Linked DNA regions of Homo sapiens: region 1 is linked to region 2. Evidence: chromatin loops called from intact Hi-C (ENCODE). Cell type or tissue: endothelial cell of umbilical vein. All regions are shown on one strand. Each heading gives the region's core, and the rest is flanking DNA. Links, peaks and the distances in the headings are about the cores only.

The links. Hi-C counts contacts between places; a loop is a spot of excess contacts. Peaks named below come from ENCODE experiments on the same cell type or tissue, not always from the same donor. Only the 100,000 strongest peaks of a DNase experiment are listed, where the experiment ranks them.
Region 1: a loop joins it to region 2, with 3 times the contacts of the local background. A loop is called at or near these places in 23 of 110 quality-filtered maps.

Annotation. Positions count from the first base shown.
Region 1 is chr1:150,512,289-150,520,620 of GRCh38, forward strand. ECM1 (extracellular matrix protein 1) reads left to right here. Exons shown (of 10, transcript NM_004425.4): 8 at 64-284; 9 at 437-524; 10 at 949-1,501. The coding sequence ends at 1,179. It overlaps FALEC (focally amplified lncRNA regulator of ECM1), which reads left to right and starts at 3,464. Exons shown (of 6, transcript NR_186305.1): 1 at 3,464-3,774; 2 at 5,485-5,832. RefSeq lists enhancers at 2,909-2,978, 3,049-3,198 and a silencer at 3,289-3,658. In endothelial cell of umbilical vein, for the core only: no CTCF peak of the experiment used is centred there; a DNase peak (open chromatin) is centred at 3,323; H3K4me3 peaks cover 1,460 bases; H3K27ac peaks cover 363 bases.
Region 2 is chr1:150,459,669-150,468,000 of GRCh38, forward strand. It overlaps RPRD2 (regulation of nuclear pre-mRNA domain containing 2), which reads left to right. Exons shown (of 11, transcript NM_015203.5): 9 at 392-649; 10 at 4,859-5,059. Among named protein-coding and RNA genes, the nearest start is that of TARS2, 24 kb to the right of the region's middle. In endothelial cell of umbilical vein, for the core only: a CTCF peak has its summit at 4,843 (motif pointing right); a DNase peak (open chromatin) is centred at 4,883.

The DNA.
Region 1 (8,332 bases), core at 185-8,184, 53 kb after region 2:
TCGATGGTCAGGAGAGAAGGGGCCAAGTGTCCAGCTTCTGACTTCCCTCTCTCTGGTCCACAGTGGGAGGATACCCTTGACAAATACTGTGACCGGGAGTATGCTGTGAAGACCCACCACCACTTGTGTTGCCGCCACCCTCCCAGCCCTACTCGGGATGAGTGCTTTGCCCGTCGGGCTCCTTACCCCAACTATGACCGGGACATCTTGACCATTGACATCGGTCGAGTCACCCCCAACCTCATGGGCCACCTCTGTGGAAACCAAAGAGTTCTCACCAAGCAGTAAGTTGCCTAGTCCTTCCCCACTCTCTTCCTTTCCCGAAAACTTCCTTTTGGGACACCTTTGGGAAAAGCAAAATCATGATATCCCAACCCCATCTGATGCCAGAAGATGCCCAAAGACCCTAACCCCTGCCCCTTTCACACCAACATAGTAAACATATTCCTGGGCTGATCCACAACATGACTGCCCGCTGCTGTGACCTGCCATTTCCAGAACAGGCCTGCTGTGCAGAGGAGGAGGTGAGTGTGTGGAGTCTAGTCTCCAGAGGAATGCAGGGGAGGGGAGGGAAAGAGCTAGAACTGCAGGCCACCCCTTCTCTTTAGTACCTCAAACCAGCCTTTGGTTATAATGACTAGTGGGGGAGGTGTTTTTTTCTTGGTTCCAGAAAAGTCTTCACTCTGACCTGGCCTGCTCCCCATCTCTAAGTTCCTATTATGCCTTCTCCGGGCCACAAGCTTCTGGCATTTCCAGATGTACACATTTGTCAGTCACAAGGAATCCAGCTGTGCAAGGCAGTCTTGTACTCTCTCTGGGCCCCAGGAGGGGAACGAGGGAGAGAGCAGTAGAAGCTGATGAAAGGGGGACTTTGGCACCCAAGTATCTACATCTGTCCTTGGACCACCTCCCCACCCCATCATCTGTTTTACTTTTCTCATTCATCAGAAATTAACCTTCATCAATGATCTGTGTGGTCCCCGACGTAACATCTGGCGAGACCCTGCCCTCTGCTGTTACCTGAGTCCTGGGGATGAACAGGTCAACTGCTTCAACATCAATTATCTGAGGAACGTGGCTCTAGTGTCTGGAGACACTGAGAACGCCAAGGGCCAGGGGGAGCAGGGCTCAACTGGAGGAACAAATATCAGCTCCACCTCTGAGCCCAAGGAAGAATGAGTCACCCCAGAGCCCTAGAGGGTCAGATGGGGGGAACCCCACCCTGCCCCACCCATCTGAACACTCATTACACTAAACACCTCTTGGATTTGGTGTCCTCATTGTCTATCTAATGTCTCACCCGCAGTGTTTTAAGTGGATCTTGGTGCCCTGGCCCAGGAGGGCACTGGCGTTTTCAGACACACCACAGACAAACACACCCTCCTAAGCCTGCTTGTATTTCCTTCAGTGCCTGGCCCCTGAGGCCCACGGCCCTGCCCCCTTCACTGAGCAGATGTTCACAGGCTGTGGGATGCGACCATAACTAAACAGCTTGACGTCACTTTGCCATCTTGAATTTATTCACATATTTTGAAAGGAGTGCCACCTTGTTAGCTAGCTATCAGGACTCAAAGAAGATATGGTTCTTGGCCTTGGTGAGCCCCCAAAATGCCACAGCCCAGCCTAACATTTTTAAAGCTTCACTTTTGATCCTTAGAATTCATGCCTTCATTCATTCAATATCCTTTTTTTTTTTTTCTTGAGACACAGTCTCGCTCTATCGCCCAGGCTGAAGTGCAGTGGCACGATCTTGGCTCACTGCAACTTGCAACCCTCCTGGGTTCAAGCGATTCTCCTGCCTCAGCCTCCCGAGTAGCTGGGATTACAGGCGTGCACCAGCACACCCAGCTAATTTTTGTATTTTTAGTAGAGACGGGTTTTCACCATGTTGGCCAGGCTCCCAAAGTGCTGGGATTACAGGCGTGAGCCACTGTGCCTGGCCAATATCCATTTATTGAACCCCTATCTATGCACACTCTGCTAGACTTGGGGATACACATCCAGAACACACACAGCCCCTGCCCTGAGGTTGTTCACTGTCCCTGAGCCTAGCAGGTGTGACAAGTGTTGTGGTACAGGGCCCCCAGCGTGCTCTGAGCATGACAGGAACGTCCCGAGGTGGGAGTGGGGCTGGGGGCAGCACAGGTGCACAGGAGGGGCGTTGAGGTCAGAGTTTCTCCAGTAAAGAAGTAGAGGGTGTGAGCGGGCAGAGTGCGCACAAGGGTCAAGGCTGAAAGGACCTGACTCTTTGGTGGCCTTCCTCTCTGATATGGCTGGAATGATAAGCAGGAGCTCATCACTAATGCCTCACCCGCAGGGTTTTAAGTGGATCTTGGTGCCCTGGCCCAGGGGGCACTGGCGTTTTCAAGCGGAGGATGTGTTCCAATTTGCCTTTTAAGAATGTCTAGGCCGGACGCACTGGCTCACGCTGTAATCCCAGCATTTTGGAAGGCCGAGGCGGGCGGATCACTTGAGGTTAGGAGTTCGAGATCAGCCCGACCAACATGGTGAAACCCCATCTTTACTGAATTAGCCAGGCGTGGTGGTGCCCACCTATAATCCAAACTACTCGGGAGGCTGAGGCACGAGAATCACTTGAACCTGGGAGGTGGAGGTTGCAGTGAGCCAGTATCGCACCACTGCACTCAGCCTGGCCGACACAGCGAGACTGTGCCTCAAAAATAAAATAAAATAAAATAATGTCTAGTCGGAGAGCCGGGGAGGTGGCGCGCGCCTGTAATCCCAGCCACCCAAAGAGCTATGGTCTCGGCACTGCACTTCAACCTGCGAGACCCAGTCTCAAAAAGAAAAAAAAAAGTTTAGTCGGCAGCCAGCAAGGCGGGACGCTGGGAGGCCAGTTCAAAGAGTGTCGTCCCAAGTGCCGGAGGGACGGAGCTGTAGCCCCCAACCTGAGCTGGACCCGAGGGTGGCGGTGACTAGGACTCTCAAGCCCTACAAAGCTGCTCCCAGGAACCCGAGGCCTCAAGGCTGGATCTGAAAGAATCGGAATGAAGACTCGGAATGAAGAGTCCCAGGGGAACAAGTCCTGTGTGACTCCGCCGCCAGGACGACCTTCCAGAAAGCAGACTTCTCCGCTCCAGTTCTAGCGGAGACGGAGAGAGTGAACCAAGAACCATCATCCTGCGCCAGCCAGGGGCAAGCGGAGCCTCAGTTGCTCCCAAACCCACGCCCGCCTCTCCTTCCTCTCCTCCTCCACAGGCTTTCATTTATTTACTTAAGTATTTTTAGCCCAGTAGCAGTTTCCAGTCCAGCGGCTCCTCAGATCTTTCGCCGGCTGTCCGCCCCACCTGTCCGTCAGCACGCGAGCCAATGAGCGGGCGAGGGCAGCGCTGTGCCCCGCCCCTGAGCCGGCAGCCCAGTCTCGGGAGCCCGGGGCCGCCTGGGCCTCCTGCCCGCCGCGCTCGAGTCTGGAGCTCGAGAGTGACACTGCGCATGTGCGGGCGTCCTGCGCATCTCCTACGGCCTCCAGGACAGAGGAACCGGGGGAGGCAGGGGGAAAAGGCCGGCCCAGCAATTCCCCTACCCCCCGGTCCCACGTGTACCCTCCTGGCCTGGGTCGCCCCAGCCCACGGGGAGCGGGCGGAGTCCTGGCCCACGAAGCCTTGTCACCTGGCGGGCGAATCCGCAAGCGGAGACTTGTCTTTAAAGGGCTTTGGGCCGGGCGCGGTGGCTCATGCCTGGAATCCCAGCACTTTGGGAGGCCGAGGCGGTGGATCACGAGGTCAGGAGTTCAAGACCAGCCTGGCCAAGAAGGTGAAACCCCGTCTGTACTAAAAATACAAAAAAAAAAAAAAATTAGCAGGGCGTGGTGGCGGGCGCCTATAATCCCAGCTACTCGGGAGGCTGAGGCAGAGAATTGCTTGAACCCGGGAGGCGGAGGCTGCAGTAAGATCGCGCCACCGCACTCCAGCCTGGGCGAGAGAGGAGACTCTGTCTCAAAAAAAAAAAGGGAGCGGGGGGGCTTTGGTCTGTGCAGGAGCTTCCCGGAGATGCTTTAGAGCTGCGTTTGCAAAGTGCAGCGCCAAATGCTGCAGAGAGGTGGGAGTCAGAGGAGAGGAGGACTGCGGTCCCAAACCCTAGCAGTTTAGTCTGTCGGGGAGGAGAGGAAGGGAACCCGGAGAGCACTTGTAAGCTACAGTGCTGAATATGAGGAGGTACTGAATTGAGCATCAAATGCTGAGAGTTAAAGAATTCTCCCTAGGGACCAGCCAGCTATTATCTGGAAGCAGTGAGTTTGGATAGAGCCTGGAAGCACGGGTAGCATTGCTGTTAGCAATAAAAGGTGAACGTGTTAACATTCACTGCAATTCGTTGTATACACTATTAAAATATAACTTGCTCAATTCAGGGGCGGTGAGTAAAGTAAAGGAGTCAGAGCTCCTAATTATTGGAGAGGCCAGGGAAAGCTTCACAGAATTCAAGCTTGAGTAGGGTTTTGTTGAAAGGGAAGGATATACAAAGCATTGAATGTATGCAAAGTTCAGCTAAAGTAAACAGTCCTTTTTGTGTTAGGCAGAGTGCTAAAAGTACTCTGGCTATAACGAAGACTACAACACCACCTTCAGGGACTTTAGCGTCTGTGGAGACTTGAACATCTAATGTTAGAAATATTCTCAGAATTCTGAGACAGCCACCTAGCCTGGCCTTCAGGGAGATCTTCCAGGAAGAGGAAATAACACAGAAAGTGTGGTATATTTAAATATACCTAGCCAGGCGCGGTGGCTCACACCTGTAATCCCAGCACTTTGGGAGGTCGAGGCCAGTGGATCAACCGAGGTCAGGAGTTCGAGACCAGCCTGACCAACATGGTGAAAGCCGTCCCTACTAAAAATACAAAATTAGCCAGGCATGATGGCGCATGCCTCTAATCCCAGCTACTTGGGAGGCTGAGGCAGAAGAATTGCTTGAACCCAGGAGGCAGAGGTTGTAGTGAGCCAAGATTGTGCCATTGCACTCCAGCCTGGGTGACAGAGCCAGACTCCGTCTCAAAAAAAAAAAAAAAAAAAAGGTTGAGGGCATGGTGAGGGAGGGGACTTTTTTTAAAAGCTCTTCAGGAGATAGGGTTGAGAGAACCTGTTTGCTGGTGTCTAGGGTGACTACCAAGTTTGAGGCTGTGGTAACTAAGGTAAGTGTTACAGACTGAATGTTTGTGTACCCCCAAATGCATTTGTTGAAATCCTAGCCCCCAGTGTGATGGTATTAGGAGGTGGGGCCTTTGGGAGGTAATTAGGTCATGAGGGTGGAGCCCTCATAAATGGGATTAGTGCTCTTATAAAAGGGACCCCAGAGAGTTCTCTAGCTCTTCCTGCCCTGTGAGATACAAGAAGTTGGCAGGCTGCAACCTGGCAGAGGGCCCTCACCTGAGCCTGACCATGCTGGCACATGATCTAGGACTTCTAGCCTCCAGAACTGTGAGAAATACATTTCTGCTGTTTAACCCACCCTGTCTATGGTACTTCACAGCTCATACTGACTAAGGCAGCAGAACATACAGGAGGAAGAGGAGCAGGTTTCACAGAGGGAAGACATGAGTTCAATTTTGGACTTCTCAGTAGTCGGTGTCCTCAGTGGTAGCAACTTCAAACGGAAGGTGTCAAAAGTCAAATTCTGGAGAGTTGAGTATGAATGGGAGATGAAGAAAAGGAGGCAGCACTTGTAGCCTGCTCTTAATGTATTTCTGCACTCTACACTAGCAGCCTATTACACAGGACACTTGGATGTCTCCTAGATATCACAAATTCAGCTTCAAAAATGAATTCTTCTAGGTATATGGAAAGATGTGAAGAAGAAAATATAGCAATAAGTTAGGTGGTAGGTATATGGTTGTTTACTGTACAATCTGTCAGTTTTTCTGTATTTTTGAAATTTTTCATGATAAAATATTAAGAAAAAAGTAGTGGGCCCATCCTCTTTACCCTCCAACTATTCTTCTTCCCATGTGCCCTATTTCAATAAATAGAACAACTGTTTAGTCAGTTGTTTAGGCCAGAGAATATCAGAGTTGTTAGGCCTGGGAATATCATTCTTCAGTTTCTCTCCTTTTTCCTTGTAGTCTAATCAGTCGCCAAGTCTCTCTCTTTTTTTTTTTTTTTAAGATGGAGTTTCACTCTTGTTGCCCAGGCTGGAGTGCAATGGCGTGATCTCGGCTCACCGCAACCTGTGCCCCCTGGGTTCAAGTGATTCTCCTGCCTCAGTCTCCCAAGTAGCTGCAATTACAGTCATGCACTACCACGCCCGGTTCATTTTGCATTTTTTTAGTAGAGACATGGGGTTTCTCCATGTCGTTCAGGCTAGTCCCGAACTCCTGACCTCAGGTGATCCGCCTGCCTCAGCCTCCCAAAGTGCTGGGATTATAAGCGTGAGCCACCGTGCCCAGCAATAGAGTTACACCTTACACCAAAGTTAGGTTATAAGTCAGTACATAAGGCCAAAATTACATAGTTAACATAACCTTTGAAAATCCCTGGCCGGGCGCTGTGGCTCACGCCTGTAATCCGGGCACTTTGGGAGGCCGAGTTGGGCGGATCACCTGAGGTCAGGAGTTTGAGACCAGCCTGGCCAACATGGTGAAACCACGTCTCTACCAAAAATACAAAATTAGCTGGGTGTGGTGGCGTGCCTCTGTAGTCCCAGCTATTTGGGAGGCTGAGGCAGGAGAATCACTTGAACCCAGGAGGCAGAGGTTGCAGTGAGCTGAGATCATGCCATTGCACTCCAGCCTGGGCGACAAGAGTGAAACTCTGTCTCAACAAACAAACAAATTAATAATAAAAGTATGCAAAACATAAATGTATTATAGCTCAATGGATGGTTATAAAATGAACCTCCTGCAACAAATGCCTAAGTCAAGCCAAAGCATCCCAGAGGCCCCCACAGTGCTGCTTCCTGATGACGCCCTCCTCCCGTGCCCATGAAGGAATCCTGCTCCCTTGATATTTAGAGTTATCACTCAATCGCTTGTTAAAACTAGTTTACCCCTAAAAATGAACCCTAAAAGCAGTCATTTTGGATTTTGTAAACAGCTTTATTGGATATAATTCGCATACCATTAATTCACCCATGTAAAATGTACAATTCAATGGGTTTTGGTATATTACATTATTAATTTTTAAAAAGTATGGTAAAATAAATGTAAGGGCGGTGGCTCATGCCTGTAATCCCAACACTTTGGGAGACCGAGGTGGGCAGATCACCTGAGGTGGGGCGTTTGAGACCAGCCTGACCAACATGGAGAAACCCCATCTCTACTAAAAATACAAAATTAGGGCCAGGCACGGTGGCTCACGCCTGTAATCCCAGCACTTTGGGAGGCTGAGGTGGATGGATCATAAGGTCAGGAGTTCGAGACCAGCCTGGCCAAGATGGTGAAACCCCGTCTCTACTGAAAATACAAAAAAATTAGCCGGGCATGGTGGTGGGCGCCTGTAATCCCAGCTACTCGGGAGGCTGAGGCAGGAGAATCAGGAGAATCGCTTGAACCTGGGAGGCAGAAGTTGGAGTGAGCCGAGATTGTGCCTGGGCAACAAGAGCGAAACTCTGTCTCAAAAAATAATAATAAAATAGGCTGGCGCAGTGGCTCATGCCTGTAATCCCAGCACTTTGGGAGGCCGAGGCAGACGGATCACCTGAGGTCGGGAGTTCGAGACCAGCCTGACCATGGAGAAACCTCATCTCTACTAAAAATACAAAATTAGCCGGGTGTGGTGGTGCATGCCTGTATTCCCAGCTATTCAGGAGGCTGAGGCAGGAGAATCACTTGAATCCGGGAGGTGGAGGTTGTCATGAGCCAAGATCACACCATTGCATTCCAGCCTGGGCAACAAAAAGTGAAACTCCGTCTCAAAAATAAATAAATAAACAAATGTATGACAAAATTTGCCATTTTAACCATTTTTAAGTGTACAACTCAGTGGCATTAATTATATTCACAATATTGTACAACCGTCACCACTATCTATTCCAAAACTTTTCCATCACCCCAAACAGAAGCTCTGTAACCATTAAGCAATAACTGGCATCCCCCCTCCCTTTAGCCCCTGATAACTCCTAATATACTGTCTTTATGAATTTGCCTATTCTGGGTACCTCATATAATGTGCCTATAATATTTGTCCTTTTGCATCTGGCTTATTTCACTTAGCATAATGTTTTCAAGGCTCATCCATGTTACAGCATGTATCAGAACTTCATTCCCTTTTATGGCTGAATCATATTCCATTGTATGTGTATACATACAATGTGTGTATATGCCACATTTTGCTTATCCATTCATCTGTTGATGGACATTTGGGTCGTTTTCATCTTTCAACTA
Region 2 (8,332 bases), core at 186-8,185:
TGCAACCTCTGCCTCCTGGGTTCAAGCGATTCTCGTGTCTCAGCCTCTGTAGTAGCTGGGATTATAGACGCCTGCCACCACACCTAGCTAATTTTTTGTATTTTTTGTGGAGGCAGGATTTCACCATGTTGACCAGGCTGGTCTCGAAATCCTGACCTCACATGAGCCATTGTCCCCAGCTGGAAATTGCTTTTAAGCAGATATTAAAGGTGGGAATTATCATAAATTATGAAGAGTATGACTTTTTCAAAAAAGCATGAAGTGAGTCGTTGTTTTCTCTAAAGTAGTGCCTTTTCCCCCAAGTCCGGAAATATTAGGACATGTTATTTCATATAGGAAGCAAAGTCTGGAAAGTAGTAGGATGTAATATCTCTTTTCTTTGTTGAAACAGTCGAGGACAGGAAGGAAAAACCTGCAGAGAAGTCAGCTGTATCCACTTCTGTACCTACAAAGCCAACAGAAAATATCTCAAAGGCCTCTTCATGTACCCCAGTGCCTGTGACCATGACAGCAACTCCACCTCTTCCAAAGCCTGTGAATACTTCTCTTTCCCCTTCCCCAGCATTGGCTTTGCCAAACCTGGCTAATGTGGATCTGGCAAAGATCAGTTCCATCCTTAGCAGTTTAACATCAGTCATGAAAAATACTGGTAAGTAAGCCCAGTAAGGAGGATAAAAAGTTAATTTCCATCTTTTTAAATTGAATCATTAATCTGTTTTTGGGGGGGTTGTTGTTGTTGTTGTTGTTGTTGTTTAGACAGAGTTTCGCTCTGTCTCCCAGGCAGGAGTGCAGTGGTGCAATCTTGGCTCACTGCAACCTCTGCCTCCCGGGTTCAAGTGTTCTGCTGCTTCAGCCTCCCAAGTAGCTGGGATTACAGGCACCTGCTACCACGCCCGGCTAATTTTTGTATTTTTAGTAGAGATGGGGTTTCACCATGTTGGCCAGGCTGGTCTTGAACTTCTGACCTCAGGTGATACACCCACCTCGGCCTCCCAAAGTGCTGGGATTATAGGCGTGAGTCACCGTGCCCAGTCTGTTGTTGATTTTTTTTAATTAATGATTTTTTTTTTTTTTTCTGAGACGGAGTTTCAGTCATGTTACCTAGGCTGGAGTGCAATGGTGCAAACTTCACTCACTGCAGCCTCCATCTCCCAGGTTCAAGCAATTCTGCCTTAGCCTCCCAAATAGCTGGGACTACAGGCATGTGCCACCATGCCCAGCTAATTTTGTATTTTTGGTAGAGACGGGGTTTCACCATGTTGGTCAGGCTGGTCTCAAACTCCTGACCTCAGGTGATCCACCCATCTTGGCCTCCCAAAGTGCTGGGATTACAGGCGTGAGCCAGCGCACCCAGCTAAATTAATTGTTAAATTAAAAAATAATCCAATAATCGGTCATTATAGAAAAATTAGAAAATAAGCAAAGAGAATGAAATAAATATCTAGGCCAGGCGTGGTGGCTCATGCCTGTAATCCCAGCACTTTGGGAGGCTGAGATGGTAGATTGCCTGAGGCCAGGAGTTCGAGACCAGCCTTGGCAATATAGTGAGACCCTATCTCTAAATAAAAAATTTTAAATGAAAAAAATTTTTTAATAAATATCTATAATCCTGTTACCCCAAAGGAAACCACTTGTGTTTACCCTTAAAAGTATATGTGTATATGAATGTTTTGGAGAATTAAATATGTATAACAATTTTTAAAAAAGTAAGTGTATTGCATATACTGTTTCAAAACTAGCTATTTAAAAGTTAATTACATATCTTGAATGTTTTTATGAATCATTAAATATTTCTCTACATCATTTTTAATAGCTGCATAGCATGTGGTAACTTATCTAATCCTTTATTATTAGGCACTTAGTATGTTTCCAGTTTTTTACTGTTATGAAGAATACTATAGGGCCAGGTGTGGTGGCTCACGCCACCACTTTGGGAGGTGGAGGCAGGTTGATCACTTGAGGCCAGGAGTTGGAGACAAACCTGGACAACATGGCGAAACCCCATCTCTACTTAAAAAAACAAAAATTATGGCCGAGCGTGGTGGCTCACACCTGTAATCCCAGCACTTTGGGAGGCCGAGGCGGGTGGATCACGAGGTCAAGAGATCGAGACCATCCTGGCCAACATGGTAAAACCCCGTCTCTACTAAAAATACAAAAAAATAGCCAGGCATGGTGGCGGGCGCCTGTAGTCCCAGCTGCTCGGGAGGCTAAGGCAGGAGAATGGCCTGAACCCAGGAGGCGGAGCTTGCAGTGAGCCAGGATCGCGCCACTGCACAGCCTGGGCGACAGAGCAATACTCCGTCTCAAAAAAAAACAAAAAACAAAAATTAGGCCAGGTTTGGTGGCTCACGCCTGTATTTCCAGCACTTTGGGAGGCCAAGGCAGGCGGATCACCTGAAGTCAGGAGTTCAAGACCAGCCTGGCCAACTTGGTGAAACCCTGTCTACTAAAAATACAAAAATTAGCTGGGCATGGTGGCATGCATCTGTAGTCCCAGCTACTTGGGAGGCTGAGGCAGGACAATCACTTGAACCTGGGAGGCGGGGGTTGCAGTGAGCCAAGATCACGCCACTGCACTTCAGCCTGGGCAACAGAGCAAGACTCCGTCTCAAAAAAAGAAAAAATTCGCCAGCTGTGGTGGCACGTACCTGTAATCCCAGCTACTCATAAGGCTGAGGCATAAGTATCATTTGAACCCAGAAGGCAGAGGTTGCAGTGATCCAGGATCAAGCCACTGCACTCCAGCCTGGTTGACAGAGCGAGACTCTTGTCTCAAAAAAAAACAAAAAACAAAAAAAAAACCTGTAAATTATAAAAATTTTATGAATAACCCTTTGCAAGGGTTAAGTATATAAAACCTTTTTAATGGAATTTTATTTTTATTTATTTATTTATTTATTTTGAGACAGTCTCACTCTGTCCCCCAGGCTGCTGGAGTGCAGTGGCGCGATCTCAGCTCACTGCAAGCTCCGCCTCCCAGGTCACGCCATTCTCCTGCCTCAGCCTCCTGAGTAGCTGGGACTACAGGTGCCTGCCACCACGCCCAGCTAATTTTTTGTATTTTTGGTAGAGACGGGCTTTTACCATGTTAGCCAGGATGGTCTCGATCTCCTGACCTCGTGATCTGCTCGCGTTGGCCTCCCAAAGTGCTGGGATTACAGGCGTGAGCCACCGCATCCGGCCATTTATTTATTTATTTTGAGACAAGGTCCCACTCCATCACCCAGGCTGGAGTGCAGGGGTGCAGTCATGGCTCACTGTAACCTCAAACTTCTGGGTTCAAGTGATCCTCCCACCTGAGCCTTTGAGTGGCTGAGATCACACGTGTGCACCACCACATCTGGCTAAGTTTTGTGGGTTTTTTGGTAGAGACAGTGTCTTACTATGTTGCCCAGGCTGATCTTGAACTCCTGGGCTCAAGTGTTCCTCCCATCTTGGCCTCCTAAAATGTTGGGATTACAATCATGAGCCACTGCACCCAGCCCGAAATTTTTTAAATAAATTTTGCCAGGCAAGGTGGGATACCGTGTAGTCCCAGCTACTCGGGAGGCAAATGCAGGAGGATCACTTGAAGCCAGGAATTCCAGGACGTGTAGTTCACTGTGATCACGCCTGTGAATGTCCACTGCACTCCAGCCTGAGCAACCCAGTGAGACCATATCTCAAAAACTAAATAAAAATAAAGTATTTTAATATATAACTAAATTGATATCCAAAAAAGTGCTATTTTATATGACTAATATATGAAAGCTTCTGTTGTTCCTTACCTTCTCCAGTTACTTGCCTTGTGCAGTCTACAAATCCAGCCTTAAAAAGTTGTTTAATTTCCATTTCTTCTATGAAAGATGTTAAAAATTTTTTTCCTTTGCTTCTCACTTAAGTTTCTTTGTGAAATATCTGTTCATATTTATCTTTTTTAAAATAACAAATGTTTTTCTCTTTATATATTTTATTTCCTGTGTTAAAGATCAACCCAGTGTTTTTAAATGTAAAAATATAAAGGAAATTTCTTAAATAATCTCATTTTAAAAGCTATTTCAAAAGCATATAACTTACCAGTCACATGAAATTATGCAGTGGCTGAGTTATACAACTGCAGTGGCTCTCAGCATCCAGTCAGCCAGCAGTATTTATTGAGCGCCTACAGGGCTCTGAACTGTAGGTGCCATTTGGTGGAGAAAAAAGATTGTCCAGGTGTGGTGGTACATGCCTGTAATTCCCAGCACTTTGAAAAGCCAAGGTGGGAGGATCACTGGAGGTCAAGAGTTGAAGACCACCCTGGGCAATGTAGCAAGACCCTGTCTCTATTTTTTAAAAATAAATAAGAAATATTGGGGCTCTCAAAACTATGAAAATCACTTAATACTTGTTTTTTTCAAGACAGAGTCTCACTGTGTCTCAACTCTTGTCTCACTGCAACCTCCACCTCCTGGGTTCAAATGATTCTCCTGCCTCAGCCTCCCGAGTAGCTGGGATTACAGGCGCCTGCCACCATACCCGGCTAATTTTTTATTTTTGGTAGGGACAGGGTTTCCCCATGTTGGTCAGGCTGGTCTCGAACTCCTGACCTCAGGTGATCCGCCTGCCTCGGCCTCCCAAAGTGCTGGGATTACAGGTGTGAGCCACCTCGCCCGGCCAATACTTGTTTGTTTTAATGGTGTTCCAAGTAAAAGGAGATAATCTTTTCAGGGTTTTTTTTTTTTTTTTTGTACATGTCATGTTATGATGGACCATTTGTGGATCAACCACAGAAGAATTCCTGTTAAATATATCAAACTCATTGAAGTGAGGGGAAGTATCGGAAATTGAAGTCATTTTGAATTGCATTTTCTTGAGTTCATCTTTCTGCCACCAGGGGTCAGTCCTGCATCAAGACCTTCTCCAGGAACGCCCACCAGCCCCAGCAACCTCACCAGTGGCCTGAAAACACCTGCACCTGCCACGACAACATCTCACAACCCTCTGGCAAATATCCTCTCCAAGGTGGAGATCACCCCAGAGAGCATTCTGTCTGCACTTTCCAAAACCCAGACACAGTCAGCCCCTGCACTGCAAGGTAACTGACATATGCCAGAGGGACTCGAATTGTGAATGTTTGTCTCTGGCTTAAATTAATCCTGGATTCCATTTCTGATGAATCCAGAGCCATAAAATGTATAACACAGTTAATTCATTATTCTTTTTATTTATTTATTTATTTATTTATTTAAAATTTTTGAGATGGAGTCTCACTCTGTTGCCTAGTTGGTGTGCAGTGGAGTGCTCTCGGCTCACTACAACCTCTGCCTCCTGGTTCAAGTGATTCTTCTGCCTCAGCCTCCCTAGCAGCTGGGATTACAGGCCCACACCACCATGTCTGGCTAATTTTTGTATTTTTAGTAGAGATGGGGTTTCTCCATGTTGGCCAGGCTGGTCTCAAACTCCTGGCCTCCCAAAGTGCTGGGATTATAGGCATGAGCCACCATGCCTGGTGGTCATTATCCTTTTTTTTATTTTAGACAGAATTTCACTCTTGTCGCCCAGGCTGGAGTGCAGTGGCCCAATCTCAGCTCACTGCAACCTCAGCCTCCCAAGTAGCTAGGATTACAGGTGCCCACCACCACATCCAGCTAATTTTTGTATTTTTAGTAGAGACGGAGTTTTGCTATGTTGGCCAGGCTGGTCTCGAACTCCTGACCTCAGGCAGTCCACCCACCTCAGCCTCCCAAAGTGCTAGGATTACAGGCGTGAGCCACTGCGCCCCTCCTATTTTTTTTATATTTATCATCTATGAGCTGACATCTGAAGAATTATAAAATGTGAAAGCTGAAAGAGACTAAGTATTATCTAGTCTAATCCCTTACTTTTCAGGTAAGGAAACTAAGGCTCAGTAAGGTGAAAAGATCTGCTTATGGTCACATACCTATCTGTCTATTCAGTATGAGCCAAGACTGAAGGCCAGATTTCTTGACTGGAGTTCAGTATTCTTTCACCTACACCATGACACCCTAGGGGCTGCATTAGTCCCAGCTTTTAATACAGGTTTATATATGTTGAGTTTTATTAATTTCAGTGTTAACCAAAGCTGAAGACAGTAGGAAGGGTCCATTTATTATCAAAAAATATGGCCAGGTGCAGTTGCTCACGCCTGTAATCCCGGCACTTTGGGAGGCTGAGGCGGGCAGATCACCTAAGGTCAGCAGTTCAAGACCAGCCTGGCCAACCAGGTGAAATAACATCTCTACTAAAAATATGAAAATTAGCCAGGTGTGGTGACACACACCTGTAGTGTGCTGAGATCGCAGTAAGCCGGAATCACGCTACTGCACTCCAGCCTGGACGACAGAGCAAGACTCAGTCCAAAAAAAAAAAAAAAAAAAAAAATTTTTTTATGACGCTTCAAGAACATAGTGAAACCCTGTCTCTACAACGGAATTAAAAATTAGCGCCGGGCGCGGTGGCTCACGCCTGTAATCCCAGCACTTTGGGAGGCTGAGGCAGGCGGATCATGAGTTCAGGAGATCGATACCATCCTGGCTAACACAGTGAAACCCCGACTCTACTAAAAATACAAAAAATTAGCCGGGCGTGGTGGCGGGCACCTGTAGTCTTGGCTACTTGGAAGGCTGAGGCAGGAGAATGGTGTGAACCCAGGAGGTGGAGGTTGCAGTGAGCCAAGATTGCCCCACTACACTCCAGCCTGGGCAAAAGAGCAAGACTCTGTCTCAAAAAAAAAAAAAAAAAAAAAATTAGCTGGGCATAGTGGTGCATGCCTGTAGTTCCAGCTACTCAGGGGGCTAAGGCAGGAGGATCACTTGAGCCCAGGAGTTCAAGGCTGCAGTACGCTGTGGTCACCCCACTGTACTCCAACCTAAGTGATGAGACCCTGCCTCAAAAAAAAAAAAAAAAAAATTTCTGAGACATGAATATATCTTTTTTTGTCCTAATGTTTTATAGAGGCTTCATTATTTATTATTTTATTTATTATTTTATTAGAGTCTTAGATGTAGTATTTTTGTTTTCACCTACCTATAATCTCTCTCATTTGACCCTTTCTGTTCAGCTTTACTAATTATGTTTTGTGCATGACACTGCCTGTTTCTAACCTTTTTTCATAAATCTTTCCTACTCTCTACTCTCTTATGCTCCAGATACCAATGAAATCCTTTTTAAGTACCGTAGTATAATTATGAAATGAATTACAAATACCAGGGCAATATATTCAGTGTAGTGATTTACTCTATATCAGTAGTCTCAACCAAAGGCCTCCAGGGAGGACACTTGGCAATATTTGGAGACCTTTTTAGTTGTCTCAACTGGGGTAATGGTAGGGGTGCTACTGCCTCTAGTGAGTAGAGGCCAGGAGGATGCTCCTAAATATCCTACAATGTGTGAGACAGCCCCAACAATAAAGAATTATCTAGCCCAAAGTGTCAGTAGTGCTGAGGTTGAGAAACCCTGCTCTCTATCAAAGGAGTGGTGTAAAACAGTTTCCTAAACTGTTATGTAAGTGGATCATTCAAGCATATTATAGTGAACTTTGTCTGGAGGTGCAGAAGAATTTTGTTACACAGAACTAAATAGTATTAAGTAATAATCCACAGCCCCTATCTATTGGCATCAGCAATAAAGAATTGATGATGACTGCAGCACATGTTGTACTACTAATATCAGGGACAATTTGAGAGTTTGACATGTTTATGCTTTCTCCCTTTTTATTTTTATTTGTTTGTTTGTTTTTGAGACGGGGACTTGCTCTGTTGCCCAGGCTGGAGTGCAGTGGTGTGATCTCGGCTCACTGCAACCTCTGCCTCTCGGGTTCAAGTGATTCTCTTGCCTCAGCCTCTCGAGTAGCTGGTATTACAGGCTCACACCACCATGCCCGGCTAATTTTTGTATTTTTAGTAGACACGGGGTTTCGCCATGTTGGCCAGGCTGGTCTCGAACTCCTGACCTCACGTGATCCACCTGCCTCGACCTCCCAAAGTGCTGGGATTACAGGTGTGAACCACCGTGCCTGGCCGATGTGAAATTTCTGATGAGGCAAAATTTGAACAGAACTAGGTTCCTTATGGAATGTGGAATTCTCTTTGACTTTTAAAAGGATTGTATCTAGCAAGTTAAATAGATGTATTTCCTCGAAGACTGTTAATGAAATCCCAGAACTTTGTTCTGATTGTGTCATCCACAGCCCTAGGTATTGACAGATTTATAACACAAAAGAGAGACTTCAGGCCCGGTGTGGTGGGTCACACCTGTAATTCCAGCACTTTGGGGACGGGTGGATCACCTGAGGTCAGGAGTTCAAGACCAGCCTGGCCAACAGGGTAAACCTGTCTTTCCAAAAAAA